Linked DNA regions of Homo sapiens: region 1 is linked to region 2. Evidence: chromatin loops called from intact Hi-C (ENCODE). Cell type or tissue: PC-3. All regions are shown on one strand.

The links. A loop is a pair of places that touch in the nucleus more often than their neighbours do. Peaks named below come from ENCODE experiments on the same cell type or tissue, not always from the same donor. Only the 100,000 strongest peaks of a DNase experiment are listed, where the experiment ranks them.
Region 1: a loop joins it to region 2, with 3 times the contacts of the local background. A loop is called at or near these places in 5 of 110 quality-filtered maps.

The regions. Positions count from the first base shown.
Region 1 is chr3:106,342,561-106,350,560 of GRCh38, forward strand. No RefSeq gene overlaps it. Among named protein-coding and RNA genes, the nearest start is that of CBLB, 480 kb to the left of the region's middle. In PC-3, a CTCF peak has its summit at 3,488; DNase peaks (open chromatin) are centred at 3,011 and 3,351; H3K27ac peaks cover 1,542 bases.
Region 2 is chr3:106,606,694-106,614,693 of GRCh38, forward strand. The region is part of intron 2 of LOC101929485 (a long non-coding RNA gene); the gene reads right to left. Among named protein-coding and RNA genes, the nearest start is that of LINC00882, 630 kb to the right of the region's middle. In PC-3, CTCF peaks have their summits at 3,199 (motif pointing left) and 3,401; DNase peaks (open chromatin) are centred at 3,208 and 4,068.

The DNA.
Region 1 (8,000 bases), 260 kb before region 2:
AGTTCACTCCAGCAATGCCAGGAACATTTGGATCCCAACCACACCCTGTGTTCCATCCCTTCTTCCTCCTTGCTTTTACTGCCGCTATTTTAATAAAACAGTTTTATTTGATCTTTTTACAAGTGAAAGAGTTGGGCAGAGCTTAATGAATGACCTTTATATCATATTGACTGTAGGAAAATTAAGAAAACTTAATTTCCCCCACAATATCATGGCCCTAAGCTAGGATTTTTAAAAATAAAGAGCAGCTTTAAATCATACAGAACATCAATTGCGTCTAAAAGTGACCCTTAATAAAACAACAATAATAAAAATTAAAAGAACAACAACATATGTAGTCAGCAAATTTTGTCTTCAGGACTCTATGCCTCCACTTTTTTCTTTCGTCATACTTTGCCCAAAGGCACTCAGTTTCTCCACTTCATGTCATCCTCCTCTCCCAGAAGAAAATTTTATAATTCATTCACTTTGAATTATTAATGAGACTTAATCTGTTGCTATCCAGAGGTATTACAATTTTAAATAAAAAATCCATTTCTAATCGTGTAAGAGTATTTGAGGCATTAAGAGGCTAACTGAGAAGCCCTGAAATCATATGATCCATTCCCTATATAATATTAATGAATATTAGTTAGCAATAAAACTCATGGGCTAGTAGTAGAGGCAAATTGGTAAAAATAATTCTAAATTTCTATAATTAGTGTGAATAACATAAGTATGTATCATGTGATTGTTTCAAAGGGGGGTGATCAGTTTGCCTGAGCACTCTGGAAGAATCATTATTTCACAAATCAGCCTTTTTAAAAATAATTGGATAGGTTTAATAATTTTTTTAAAATGTATCCTCTTGTTGAATTGAAGACTGTTTTAATGTTCTTTACACATTAGCCAAGTACTGGCCACTGGAGTGGAAAAAACCTCAGATGTTTTAGGTAGGTAGGTTTTTCTTCTTCTTCTTTAAGAACTGCTTATTTCCTCAACATTCAACAAGCTATATCCTTGTCTAATTTTAACTACTCCCCTTTCCACTAGACGCCATGGACTTCCAAGCATCTGTTCTAACTTAGTAAGGTTCTATCTAACATGGTAGCAGCTGACAAGAGGTAGTGAATTTGCCTCTAATAATGAGTGGACTATCACTCACTTGGTAGGTCCTCTGCCCGACTTCATTATTAGATGTGAAGTTTAATTAGGGGCTGAAGAAGTATAATTTCAAACACAGAACTCCTTTTAGAATAAAGACGCAGGTCACTGTCTACTTGCAGCTACCACAATCTATGTCTGCAATGGACTGGAATTTCTGAAAGGAAGGGCATAGCACTAAGCAGGCTGCTGAGGTGTTTTAATCCCTAAAATTCCAGTGGAAAGGTCACCATAAATGCCAAACATAACAGGACTTTAGTGACCATGAAACTCCCCTGAGAAATCCAGATAAGAAACAAATGATTAGTAGAGATTTAAAACAATGATAATACAGAATGCTGGTGAGAAGGATGCATGATTACATCTCTTGGTGGATTCAGCCTTCTGGAAGGTGATTTGGCAATGTGTGAATAATCTGAATGATCTAAATACCAGCCTGGACAATATAGCAAGACCTTGTCTCTAAGAATAAAAAAAAAAAAAATTACCCAGGCATGGTGGTATGTGCCTGTGGTCCCAGCTACTCAGGAGGCTGAGGCAAGAGGATCACTTGAGCCTGTCCAGTTGAGGCTGCAGTAAGCTTTAATCGCACCACTGCATTCCAGCCCAGGTAACAGAGTGAGATCTAGCCTCAAAAAAAAAAAAAAAAAAAAAAAAAAAAAAGTCTGAACATGTGCACGTACTTTGATCCAGAAATACCTTAAGCATAATCGGAGATGTATGTAAAAGTTTCCCTTATAAGTATGCTTATAGCAGCATAAGTTTAAATATTGGCATATATTTGATCATAGAAAGTTGCTTAAATTAAATTAATTTGCTTATCCATGTGACTGGATATGACAGAGTCACTGAGAATCATACTATAGAATAATGAATGACATGGGAAATGGTACTTATTAAATATTAATGGAAAGAAACAGGTCACAAAAATTATGCATTGTGACATGATTTAAATAATGTAAAGTACATGTATGTATGTAAGAGTAGGGGAAACTCAAAGTATTGACGTACCATACAGCAAAATGTAAAATATCTGATCCCTTAGCTATAGAGATGAGACTTTTTTTTTACTTTTTTCTTCATACTTTTCTAGAAATTCATATTTTCTATTATGATGAACCATAAGAAGTTACCGTTAACTGACTATAAATGGCCATTTTATAAGGTTCAAGCTCATGAGCTGAATATAAATATTTTTATAATAAAAATAATAATTTTGGTTTATTAAAGAAATGATCTTCCTGCCACACAGGCTGAGATATTAGTCTTTCATCTGTAATAGGTTGCAGTCAGGTTAGCTAAAAATCAGCAAAGTTCTTGTTTTCCAGCACCTTTTCTGTTCACTCCAGTGTGTATGCAGAAAGACAATAATATTCTAGGTGTGTTGTGAACCAAAAACATTCGATAAACACCGGTTGATCAAGAAAACATTTTCATGTTCCCTTTTATGACAGGGAGGGTGGTGTGGGAAAAACCAAGAGATTTTATTATTTTGTCTGGGAAGAGGCCCATATGTATGAGTTCCCTTTGTAAAGGAAACTGTGACACCAAAAAGGTATTGCTTTACCCTTGCACCAGTAGATTTTCCCAGCTTCTATCTTTAACAGGGAAAGCCAGGCTCATAAAATGAGATTGAAATATAAAACTTTCTTTCCACACATGCACCCACCGTCTAACCTCAATCACTCTGATTTGCAGTCTCTCACTTCACCAGTAATCACTGCCATCCTAACTATGGAGTGGTTGAGCCAAGCTGTGGGATTGTGGCATTAGATTTGCAAGGCTCTAGAAGTGTGTCGTAAGATAAACATAACATTGCTAAAGCCCTGAATCGGATCATATGACTCCTTAAGACTTCAAGGAGGGAACATACCACCTATCAAATGGCATGGCTCAAAAAGGCATAGCTTAGTAGGTTAATTTACTTTTCCTTTTACTGGATGACTAGTGCAGCTGGTAGGTTTTGGGCAATCAGCTAAACTTAGAATTGTGGTCAATAGACAGACATTCTCTGCTGAAAGTCTTGGCTGTGAGTACGGATTCACACTGGAATAAATTGTCTGAACTTTAACTACACAGAGAATTGGGCAACTTGTCCACAGATATTTAGAAAAGAGTTGGAAGAATCCTTGAGGTTTTCCACTCCAACTGGCCACCCAGTGAAAAAAAATCTCCATTAAAGCATACTTGATGGATGGTGTCAGTCAGTCTCTGCCCGAATGCACAGAAAGTTCAACTACTCTATGAGTCAACCTTTTCCATTGTTGGAGTTAGAAAAGGCTTCCATATTAGGGAGCTGGTATCTCCCTTGTTGTTGGTTTTTATATGGTCCTGGTGCTGCCCTCTAAAGCAGAAAATGTTTACTTCCCCTTTCACGTGATAGACTTTTAAATACTTGAAGGCAACAACAATAGGTTAAATCTTAATTAATAAACAAAATGAGAAGACTTGAGAAACAAAGAATAAATGCCAGCAAAAAACATGCTCACATTAAATGGAAACAAAGGCTATATTTGCTTTTTAAAATAAACTTTTTAAAGAATAGTTTTAAATTTACAGAAACATTGAGACAATAGTGTTCCCATATACTTCCACTTATTACACACCCAGTTTTCTATATTATTAACATCTTGCATTGGTATGGTACATTAGTTACAATTAATGAACCAATATGAGTACATGATTATTAACTAAATCTATACTTCATTCGATTTTCTTAGTTGTTACCTAACGTCCTTTTGCTCTTCCAGGATCTTATTCTGGATGGCCTGAATTAAGCACTACATTTAATCTCCATATTTCTTTAGGTTCCTATTGGCTGAAGAGTTCTTTACTTTCCTTGATTTTGCTATTGTTGATGGTTTTCAGGAGTACGGGTCAGGAATTTTGCAGGATGTTCCTTTATGGAAATTTGTCTGATGGATGGGTTATATGTTTTTAGAACAAAGATCACAGAGATAAAGTGCCATTTTCATCACATATCAAGGGTTTATGCTATCAACATGATCTTGACTTTGATAACCTGGCTAAGGTAGTGTTTCTAGTGTTTCTTCACCATAAAGTTCCTCATTTTCCTCCTTCCTCATGGCAATCTTTGTAACAAAGCCATTCTGTATAGTGGGAAGTTATAATGTCCCTCTTTTAGAGTGCAGCATCTACATAATTTATTTTGAATTCTTCTGAATGGGAGATTTTTCTCTTCACCATTCAATCATATATTTATATCAATATAGATAATGAATTAATATAGATCACTTATTTTATATTTGAGTTTAGAATTCAATGCTATTTCATGCATTTTGTTGCTCAAATAGTTCCAGTTTTGGCCATTGTAAACTCCTTCAATTGATGTTTGTGCCCCTTTGCCACACTCCCATCAATATAGGTTGTTTTATGGGGTTTATTGTAGTTGTTTTGTGTGTGTGTGTGTGTGTTGTTGTTGCTGTTTAAACACCTCCTTCTTGTACCACAGAATCTTCCAGGATTATCTGTATATTTCATCTCCCAGTCCTAGAATCAGTCATTTCAGACATTTCTCTAAGGGGTCTTGTGTTTTTGTTTTTTGTTTTTATTGGATAATGGTATTATTATAGAAATTAAGAACCAGGTGCTAGGTGTACTTGCTCCTACTGGGGAGTTGTTTTATTTAGGCACTCTCAGCTTACAGAACAAGGAAATGTATGTGAGTATCCTAAACCATGTATATACACATATCTACAAACTTTTCTATATGTAGCCATATGTATCTATATTAAGCTAAACATGAGTTCATACTGATATCTCCAACTCTAATTCACTCCTAGTGGATTATTTTAGCCTCCTGCTGCTGCCCATCTGTAAACTGTCACTTCTACAGTAAGAAATGCAGCTTCTACCATCTGCTATCCATTTACTTAAATGTTTACTTCCAGTATATGTGTGTAGCAGAATCAGAATTGTTAACCTGCACTCCTGTGAGAAACAACTTTAGCAAGGCATATGTACAGTTTTACCTTTTGATTTGCAGAGATGTTTGCTTTTAACAAACAGGATTTTTAAAACCTAGTTTATATTTTTGAGCCGTTCTTATCCGTCATTCAGTAATGACAATTTGCTATGGTTGATAGCACATTGCTTGCTTACTAGAATTTAAAACTTTGCAGAAGCTGTCCTGCCAATTTATTTATTTATGAATTCAACATTCTTCTTTATAGAGAAGAGGGTATGCCACTAATAAGTACATTTCTGTTAAGTTAAAGGTAGTAAATTAAGCAAAATTGACCCATGTTAATGAGATTATTAACAGATGTCTACCCACCATGCCAGGTCGATTTCAACAACACCAAGGAGACAGAAAGCTAGAGAAGAAAGTCAGGAAATAAGAGACCTGCCACCTAAACAGTTTCAGAGATGTCATAATCCTCTAAGAATACTCCCCAAGAAAGGTTTCTTACTGTTTCAGACACCAGTTCTCAGATAGGAAAACCCAGCAACCTTCTTTTCAGCCAATAGAACCATTGTTCAAGTGACGAAGGACTGCTACAGTTTAGAAAGCATTTGTTGGTAAAACTTTCATAAAAGTAGATGATGAACAAGCCTATGTTGATCACACTGGGTGTGTGCCAGTGTCTGATACTGAATACCCTCCCTGACAAGTGCTTCCGCAGTGCTTCCACATTCTTCCAACTGCAATACCTTAAAATAGAAGGATCAACTGTGTGGAATAAATGTCTGACTATCGGTCTGAAGATTTGGCTCCTCATTCTTGTTCTGCCAGTTAGTATTGGTGTGGCTTTGGAAAAGTCACTGAATCTATTACCTTATTTGAAAACTAGATGGATCATTAAGTAAGGTCAAAGTCAGTCAAGCTTTTAATGATTTTCAGTAGATGAAGCTTGTCTTTCCTAATGATGCTCTGTTTTTTTCCTTCACTAAAGGAAGAAAAAAATTATCTCCAAGAAACAACCTCTTACACAATTCAGTCTAATGAAATTCAGTTCTACACAAGAAATACTGAGATTTTATTAAGTGCCAGGCAATGTGCTAGGCCCTGAGATAAACCTGTTTCGAAGACAAACAAGGTCCATGCCTTTGCAGAGCTGATAGTCTAATATGATAAACAAATAGGTAAACATGCACTTTACAGTGATGTATGATAAGGGCTTTGATGGGTAACAAGAACAATCACAAATATTTTTAAAAGAGCCCTAAACTTTTAAAAGTCTATTCTCAGGAAAAATCTGAAATATACTCTAATAAGAAATTGTCTGTGAATAATTTAAAGACTATTCCAATTGTGGGGAAGGGAATCTATACTTCACAGCTTTTATTTACTGGAAAAAGATCCCTAAAAGCGCATTTTTAGGTATTTGCTGGCCTGTGGGGGGCCTGGGGCGTTCTCAAGCTCTTGACATCACTGTAGTATAGAGCCTATACTACTACAGAGATAGATGATCATTTACTCTGCCCACTTGGCATGTAGCTGGATCTAATGCAAGACTCTTCATGTCTTATCTTTAGGTTGTCTTTTCAGCTCAGAAATATAAATATTCAGTATTATTGGAACAAGAAGGCCTTTCAATCAACTTGTGCCATTGCCCACATTCCTTGAAAGGAGGACAGCCTGTTCTAAGTGATAACAAATTCTTAATTTACTGAAATCTCTGCTTCAATCAGATCTGCTGCTGCAGCCTACTGCCCAGGCTGATAGCTCCCTTATCTACACTCCCTCAGAAAATAAAAGGTGGAAATGCTGAATTGCTGCCAGTCTTCTTCCAGTCAAGGCCTTCTATTAAAAGGTCTGGAAGGGCCAGCTCCTTGCCCAGAGCACCTTCGAACATGGCTATGGAGTAGAAGCTCAGCTTAAGGACTTAAGGACAAGATGTTAAACTAGAAAAAAAGAGAAATGTCGATTTTGACTTTGAGAAAGCTCACAAGCCACTTAAATATTCAGATCTATTAGCCAAGTCATAGCCAAAAGTGACTGTGGCATTTTCATCAGATAAGCAACAAAGATAAATACTATGTTTCCTGTCCCACAGTGATTACTACTTTAACTTGTTAAATTTCTTTTAAGTTGAGGCTTTTTATATCTGTCACCAGATTCTGAATTCATTTTGTTGTTTGTAAATCAAGAAAAGACTTGAGTTTCTTCCTGTGTGGACTAAATACTACTAAGCTTCATATTCTGGGCATTTATAGATTTACCTGTACTTTCTAAAATCCTTCCTCTCGACTTATTTTTTATTTTTAAGAACCATTGGCCACTCTTTTGCCTTCCTCACTAAGTAAGCACTTACAGTTTGGGCACATGCTGTTTTACTAAACACAATGGATCCAAACTCATGTGTCAACACAAGGGTTGTTGAGCGCAGTGAAGTTGTGGTATTAGTCATTCCAAACTGAAATTGTGGACTAATCTTTACATTCCTGCCATTCGTTCCTCAGCCATCCTTCTCTTTTCCGTTAGCTAAATAACCAGGAAGGTGTTGAACAATGTAAACAGCATCCAAGCTTGGAAACATTGGCTGGAGATATGACTTGAGATGACTTAAGCCATCCAGTTAGGTCCAGGCCTGAATCCATTAGTTATCCAGTTTCCCCAAAGTTCAGAGGATAGTTTATAGATATAAGTATTGTATTTATACATATATCCATGCATCTATATGTATGTATATAAATAAATATATCTATGTTTGTGCATGAATACACATGTACACACACAATTTCTTGTCTTAAACTTGGCTTTTCAAAGAAGATGCTAAACAATACATTTTTGAGATCACCCCCGTGAGTACATGTAGTTCTCTGTCAGCTATTTTTAAAGACAACATAGACTTCCAATAAAAATGTCACCTTTATTTATTTAACCAATTCCC
Region 2 (8,000 bases):
GTCATATGATCTGTTTGGGTGATTATATACATTTGACAAGTATTGAGTTAAACATGGTTTTTTACTATGGAAATTTTCAGAGCTCTAAATTTAGCAGTGTGCGTTCTGACTCTTTAAGAAAAATAGGCGGTACCTAGTTTTTTTTTCGACTTACTTGGACGTGGAACCCTTTTTCTATAGATTACATCTTGGGATTGTTTTTGTTTAAAACTGTGTTAATAAATTCTGTACAGAGTCTATGAAATATTCAAAGTAATTAGTGTTGTAACAACCCTAAAATTGCAGTAACTTACAGTGACTTAAGGCAAACATTTACTTCCACCTCTCATTACAGTCCAAGATGGGGTTGGGTTGCTCTTCTGGATAGCAGTCTTTCAAATAGTTGTTCAGGGATGTGGACCTTTCTGTCAATTTTTTTTCCACTGGAGCAACCTTCACCAAAGGTGGAGTCATGTCCTTAATGTGCCTTAAACATCTCTCATAATAAACAGAATAATTTAAAGTCAAATTGACCCCCATTCCTAGTTATTCCCCCCCCAAAAAAAAAATCCTCTTTGTAAAGAATTTTGCATTTAAGCAAAACGGTGAAGAAGTCTTTAAAGGGAGAGGAAAGTTCTTTAAACTATACAATGTAAACTTTAAAACATATGTGTGTGCATATATATATATATATATGTAATAGCTATACTAGCTATACACAGATACAAAACATATACGGTTAAAATAAAGTTATTGTTTTAGGAGAGAGAATTTTAAGGAAGAAGTCAGCTTCTAATAGGAAGAAGAGGACATATATATATGTCCTATTCTGCTTTTTATTATGACATATTAAGCTCAAGATATTTTACAAACACAAATAGCTCAAAATTTATTTGTTATAAAGAAAATAAATTACAAATAGGCTCTTGTCATAAACATTTATATATGTGTGTGTGTGTGTATATATATATATATAGAGAGAGAGAGAGAGAGAGAGAGATATGTCTTTGGCATAAAAATGTAACGAATATGCAGAGACTTGCAAAACAGTTATGAGGATTTTCATTTTATACAAGAATAAACACTTTCTGTAAAAGAAATGTAAAACCTTATAAATTGAAAACATAATCATCTTACTACCTCCATATCTACTTTGATCTTTGCACCCTAAATAACATTCTTTCCAAGGTTTCAATGACATGTATGTGCATGTACATTTTAAAACCTAAACCTACTTAAAAGAAGTGTTCTACAAACAAAACCATTATATATTTCAGATTTAATTTCCTATGCATTTTAATAATGTTGTACTCTATATCAAGCTACCCTTCAGAGAATAACTTGTTTGCAGTGAAAAAGAAAGGCAAATTTTCCTGCTAATAAAATCATGTAGTGTAAATTGCTCCACCCTCCTTCCAAACTGTGAGAGCCTCTGGGTAGTTAAACTACTCTAAAGATCATTTTTGGTAAACAACTATTATCTCCTCAAGCTGACACCAAAGGACTCTTGAAGTCAGCAAACAATCTAGTCATCTGGATGGGAAGCTGAAACCAGTTAGCAAAAGAAATAAGTCTTCAGGTCAACAGAAGCTCACTGGGATTAGAAGAAACTAATTTATTTGAAAGCAAGAAGGTGACACCTGAGTCAGGAGGAGATTAAACCTAGACTTGGAACTGAGTTGGTTATTATACGGGACAAATACTCTTCCTAATGTGACCCTATGTAACAAACTTTAGCATCACGTACCTCCAAGGCACACAATGTATTGTATGCAACAAGACTGTCGTGTTGTACATGACTTACTTTTACCTGTGACACATGAGAGAAAGAGGTGGGAGTCAGACTTTTAGGGCTGCGATGGGCCTAGTTTTTCAGAGAGTCACATGAAGCAGGAAGAAACTGACTTTGGCCACTATTAGGCTATTCTTTCCTAGTTATCTTGAGAACATGCAATGGCCTCCTTCTCAAGCGTGTCTCCATGCAGATAGTAATGACTGTCATAGTTGAGTAAGAGGAGATTCTGAAAGGGACATACGCTTCCCTCCCTAAATTCTTTAGCTATATGCTTTGAGGAAATATGGAATAGATTTTTTAAAACCACCAATAGGCTGGGCATGGTGGCTCACACCTGTAACCTCAACACTTGGGGAGTCCAAGGCAGGTGGATCACTTGAGGTCAGGAGTTCGAGATCAGCCTGGCCAACAAGGCAAAACACAGTCTACTAAAAATACAAAAAAAAAAAAAAAAAAATTTGCCGGGTGTGGTGGTGTGTGCCTGTAATTCCAGCCACTTGGGAGGCTGAGGCAAGAGAATCGACTGAACCCGGGAGGCAGAGATTGCAGTGAGCCCAGATCATGCTACTGCACTCCAGCCTGGATAAGAGTGAGACTCCATCTCAAAAACAAAAATAAAAACAAACAAACAAAAAACTCACCAATAATGGAAACAATAATTATGGACCAAGCATATTGTACAAGAGCCTCTGGTTATTATTGCTCTGAGTATCTTGGTCACACATAACTGATTCGTTGTCAATGCTTTTAATGGATAGCTTCTTTTACTTGAATGCTTCATATCAAATATTGGTATCTCTTTAAATTTTTTTTTTTGGTTGCTTTTACCTTTGCTTGTTATTCTTCCATCCTGCCTCAAAGCAACTGGAACATGGATTATACAGATAAGCAGGGTTTTTGCTCGACTATTTTAAATTCGATTTATGAAGGTAGCTTATATTCTCATTGTCCTTGTTTTGTTTAATCCTGTTTGTCTCCCCTCATTACGTCCAAATGAACATACTCTATTTAAATCAGTGCTTGTGAATCAGAATGTCTTTTCAATAGTTAGAAACCGATGTTGTCACCGGTTTCGGCAAAAATAAGCATGAAAAGGAAAAGAGTGTGTTCAAATGTAGGGTTTGAATGAGCTATCTGCTGTTTTACAAACTTCATTTCTGGCATTAGTTTTAACAAGTTATGAAATTTGAACCCACTACAACTTCTGGATGAGGACTGATAACCAGGACAGGACAAAGACGAGTCACTTCTCCTCTTTCTTCTGGTGGGTTCTGCAGAGAATATTTTTAACCTCTCTCTGAAAATATGAACTTTTGAATAGTTATTTTCCACTCCATTCCTGCCCATTGAAAGTTGACAAGTTGCTGGTAACACACTGAATTTTTTAAAGCCCAAGAACTGAGAGGAGTTGAGCAAATCACCAGTGCCCCCTAGTGTCTGGAATAAACAGCCTCTTGGAAATCACAGTCAGCTGCAGTAGCCTTGCTCATGCAGCTGCTGGAGTCTTTTGTTAGAAGAAATGTGGTTTGTTTTCATTATGTCTTGGTATCCAAAGAGTTTCAGCTTTTCTCATAAATTCTTTGGAAACAGAAATGCTGCATTTTTCAGTTCAGGCGATATTTATTCCATAGTTATCTCTAAAAGTACAATGAAATGCAATTATATTCTTGAAGGGAGTGAGAATAGAAATATTATTTTTTAAAAAATAGAAACAATTTCAGCAAGTTCATTTCTATATTTAAAGTGTAATGCCACAAAGTTGATATAGATCTACTCTTTATATCTGGGCATGTGTGTGTGTATATATGTGTGTGTGTTTTAAATTTGCCTCTAAGTAGATGTGAATGTGACCTGTTTTTACCAATAGGATAATTAATTCAATCTCTAAAAATCTACAGAAGAGGAGACAAGTTATCCTTCTTGTCCTGGAGGGAAAATAAATAAGACATTTTCAAGGGATTCCACAGGCAAAACCATCTGTTGAAAATCACTCTGAATATAGAAGGTGGTAATTCTTGATCTCAAGGGATATAGCTAAAGGATGGAGATGGACTCTTTTTAAAGGTGATACCTCTTCCTAGAGGTTCCTAGAGACCTGAAGCATGGTATGTTGCTGCTTCCTACCAGTCATACATAGGCACCCACCCTCTCCAGCACCCACCCAGGGACTGCGTCTCAAGGGGCTCTGCAGATTCTGTGACAGCCAATCACACCTGGACTGCTGCAGAGGAAGCAATAGTCCTTGAGGTGTTGTGTTCCAAGGACAGCAATAAGAATGAATAAATGTCAGGAGGAGGATGACTCATAAACTCATATGAAAACATTTAAATTTGTTTAGTTTGGCCAGAGAGAAGATAATAATCGTGAGCAAATATATGAAGCATAGAGAAGTTGTTTTAAATGGTGTAAATAAAGGTTGAAGGGGAAATTGAACTGACAAATGTAGAGTGATTTTCTGAAAATATTTTCTAACCTGAAGTTTAGGCAATTATGAAAGTGTTAACAAGGAGGATGAGAAGTGTAAATTCCAGGATCTAAATTCCAAGTCAGATGGCAGCAAGAATCGTTGTGTTCAAAGGTGCTTTGTAAATGCTTGAGGATGCAACATGACTGTCTAGAATGGACAGAGTTTTAACAGCTGAATTAAATAAATAGTCCTCATTTACATTTTTAATATAAACCATTCTGTCTGCACTGGAGTTTCTATCTGCTATTTGTTTCATTTTCCATCACCCTTTTCTCTTTACATGTTTTACCTCATTGGAATACCCTGTCCTTGTCCAAATGATTCATTCTACATGTTCATTTTTTCCACAGAAATTTTTCTTCCTGCTCTATGTCTGTGGTCCTCTATGCCAGTATTTTCAGTGTCCTTAGAGAATAGTATAGATAGCTTATAGGTTATGACAGCAGCATAAGCAGCGAACTGCTTAGCTTTGAATAGTTCTGTAAAGTCAGGTACATCACTCAACTTTGCTGTGTTTCAGGGACTAAAATGAGAAAAATCATTGAAAAGTTGTGAGAATTAAATGACTTAACACAGCCACTTAGAACAATGTGTTGCATATAAGAAGTACCATTAAAATGTAAACTATTTTTTACTTAATTATTTTTACTACAATAACACATTTTACATTGTGATTGTGTGTGTATATATAAAATTAAGCAAAAATGTCCTTGTGTAATTACCTTATAGTGTGTAATGCATCCTATACTGTTCTTATATATTTCCTAAAAAACCTGTGAGCATGACCCACTAAAAATTGTTATGTGTTGTTATTGTTTCTTGACCCAAAGTTTGATAAACAAGTCTTAGGATATAAGTCTTAGGCTAAAAAGGTTTCTGGGATATAATAGGGAAATAAGGTACCCAGATATCATACTGGGCATGTCTAACAAATCTCAAGGCTCTGGAATTTCTTTTTAACATTTTACATTAACTGTGTAGCACTAAGTCTTATTGTGGGCACAGAATTTTTTTTTTATTTTACTGTTGATAGTAACAATAACAGCAACAATAAAACTGTCATCTTGCCAGAGTTTCCACATCCTAAGATAAGCAAATGACAGAAGGTTCTACTACCCTGCAAAAGGTTATTTTAGAAGAAGTAAGCATGTGGCTCCAGAACATTAGTAGTGCCAAGCAGATTTAGTTAACTTAAGAGCACTTAGTGGTTGCTCAAGAGGTAGGTTGTCATTTCTTTCCCTTCTTTCCTCCAAAACAATAAGACAACTGAAATGAAGATCCCTATGACTCTGTGTGTATGTATGATACTAGAGTTATAATATTCAGTAAAGATAAACATTGCTTAATAAAACATATATTTTTTAAATATACATTTATATGTGTATAAACAATAAAAATTTATTTCTTACTCTATGGCTGAATCTCAAGAGGGTTACTCAGAGGTTAAATTCAACTAGTAACTAAACTGTCTTTTCTTTCCCATTAATTTCTCTTATTCTTTCCAAATTAATTTAAAAAAATTCAACAATAATATTCTAAAAGAATGGGGGTGTAGAATGGGGGTGTGCCTGCAATCAAACAAGGAAGACTCAATGTGATAGTAACACTAATAAACAAAAATTGGTCCTGATAAATGTGGCCATTGGTACCCTGCAGAAGCTTTCCCCAGCTTATGGGATTTCCTGGAGTTCAGGGAGGAGACTGCTCTTAGGGAAGCCACTTTCTGAAAAGCCTGAGTTTACAGTCTGCCAACCCTAGACAAAGTCCCTGCTCTCAAAGATTCGCCACGAGGTCCACAAAACTCTGGACAAGAAGGGAACAAGATGAATAAGGGACAATTCATGTAGGAACAAGTTAACTACAAAACATGCTCCTCAAAAGCTATCATTATTTTCACTGTCCCCTGCCCTCCAGACACAAATATAATTTCATTCCATAGATGCAACTCTCTGCTGACTGTGTATACCTCAATGACTATCATTTTCCAATCAGAATAGAGCATTTTCCTGTCCTTTCCTAGAAATGTATCTCCTTTGTTTGGTGTTGCAGACTCCAATAAGATGTGATTTTCAGATATGATCCCATTGGCCCTTAAAGATCTGTCTGATATACTAATTATTACCATGTTATTCAAATATTCTCTTGCCAGTGACTGTCACTGATATATCTTGCTTTATAACTGAAAAAATGGCTTTCATCTTCTAAGAAGATAATCTAATAAAACCCTAAAAAACAGCTAACCTGCAAGAATTGATATGTTGATGTCATGATATGTTCAAATTCTAAATCTAAGCATGAGATTGGGGTTTAAATAAAAATTTGTGAGTTTACCCAGGCCAAACAGGTATTGGTAAATTAATTTTGTATTTTGAAATTTTGGACAGCATGTTTATTGGTCAGAGTAACTTGTTCCTTGACAAATAACAATTGCCAGATATCAATGGCTTAACACACCAAAACTTGATTTCTTCGTCATACAATGTGGTCAACGTGGGTTTTTCAGAGATCTCTGCTCATCATAGTTGTTTGGGAATCAACTATCTATCTCAATACACATTCACATGATTACCAGAGCCACAGGAAAGAGACCATATCAAATTGCTTAACAAAAGGACACCTAGAAGCATATGTCACTTCCACTCATATTTATTAACCGAAGAAAGTCAAAGTGTCACACCTCACTTCAGGAGGATGAGACAGTGCAAAAACTGTCTGGAAGGAAAATGGGAAATATTTAGTAAATAACCCAAAAGGAAAAAACTATCTGCCTGGAAGGAAAATGGGAAATATTTAGTAAATAACCCAAAAAACTACCATTTTTCTCACTTTTCATATTTACTTGGTGACCAAGTATATTAGTCCACTCTCACATTGCTATAAAGAACTACCTGAGACTGGGTAATTTATAAAGAAAAGAGGTTAATTTGGCTCAGAGATCTGCAAACTGTACAGGAAGCATGGCTGGGGAGGCCTCAGGAAACTTACAACCATGGTGGAAGGCAGAAAGGGAAGCAAGTACATCTTCACATGGCCAGCAGGAGAGTGAAGACGGAAGTGCTACACACTTTTAAACTGCTAGATCTCACTCACTATCACAAAAAAAGCAAGGCGGAAATCTGCTCCCATGATCCAATCACCTCCCCACAGGTCCCTCTCCCAACATTGGGGATTACAATTCAACATAAGACTTGGGTGGAGACACATGGCCAAACCCTATCACCAAGAGTTGTTCATTGAAATCTCATTTCAGTTTCTAGTTTCCATTCATTAGTTGACTTAGTTTATGATCTCATTTCCTTTTTTTTTTTGTTTTGTTTTGTTTTTTTGAGACAGTCTCGTTCTGTCACCCAGGCTGGAATGCGGTGGTGTGATCTTGGCTCACTGCAACCTCCGCCTCCTGGATTCAAGTGATTCTCCTGCCTCAGCCTCCCAAGTAGCTGGGACTACAAGCATGCCCCACCACGCCTGGCTAATTTTTTGTATTTTTAGTAAAGACAGGGTTTCACCATGTTGGTCAGGCTGGTCTTGAACTCCTGACCTCAAATGATCTTCCCGCCTCAGCCTCCCAAAATGCTGGGATTACAGGCATGAGCCACTGGGCCTGGCCCTCATTCCTATTCAAATAGAATATAGAAAAGCCTTTTATCTTTACTCAACAACTCCATACCTTATACCCAGCCATATTGTATTACTTACAGTCCAGTACACTTTATTTCATATCTTCATGCTTCTCACATTTCTCCTTCTGTTATCTTCTCT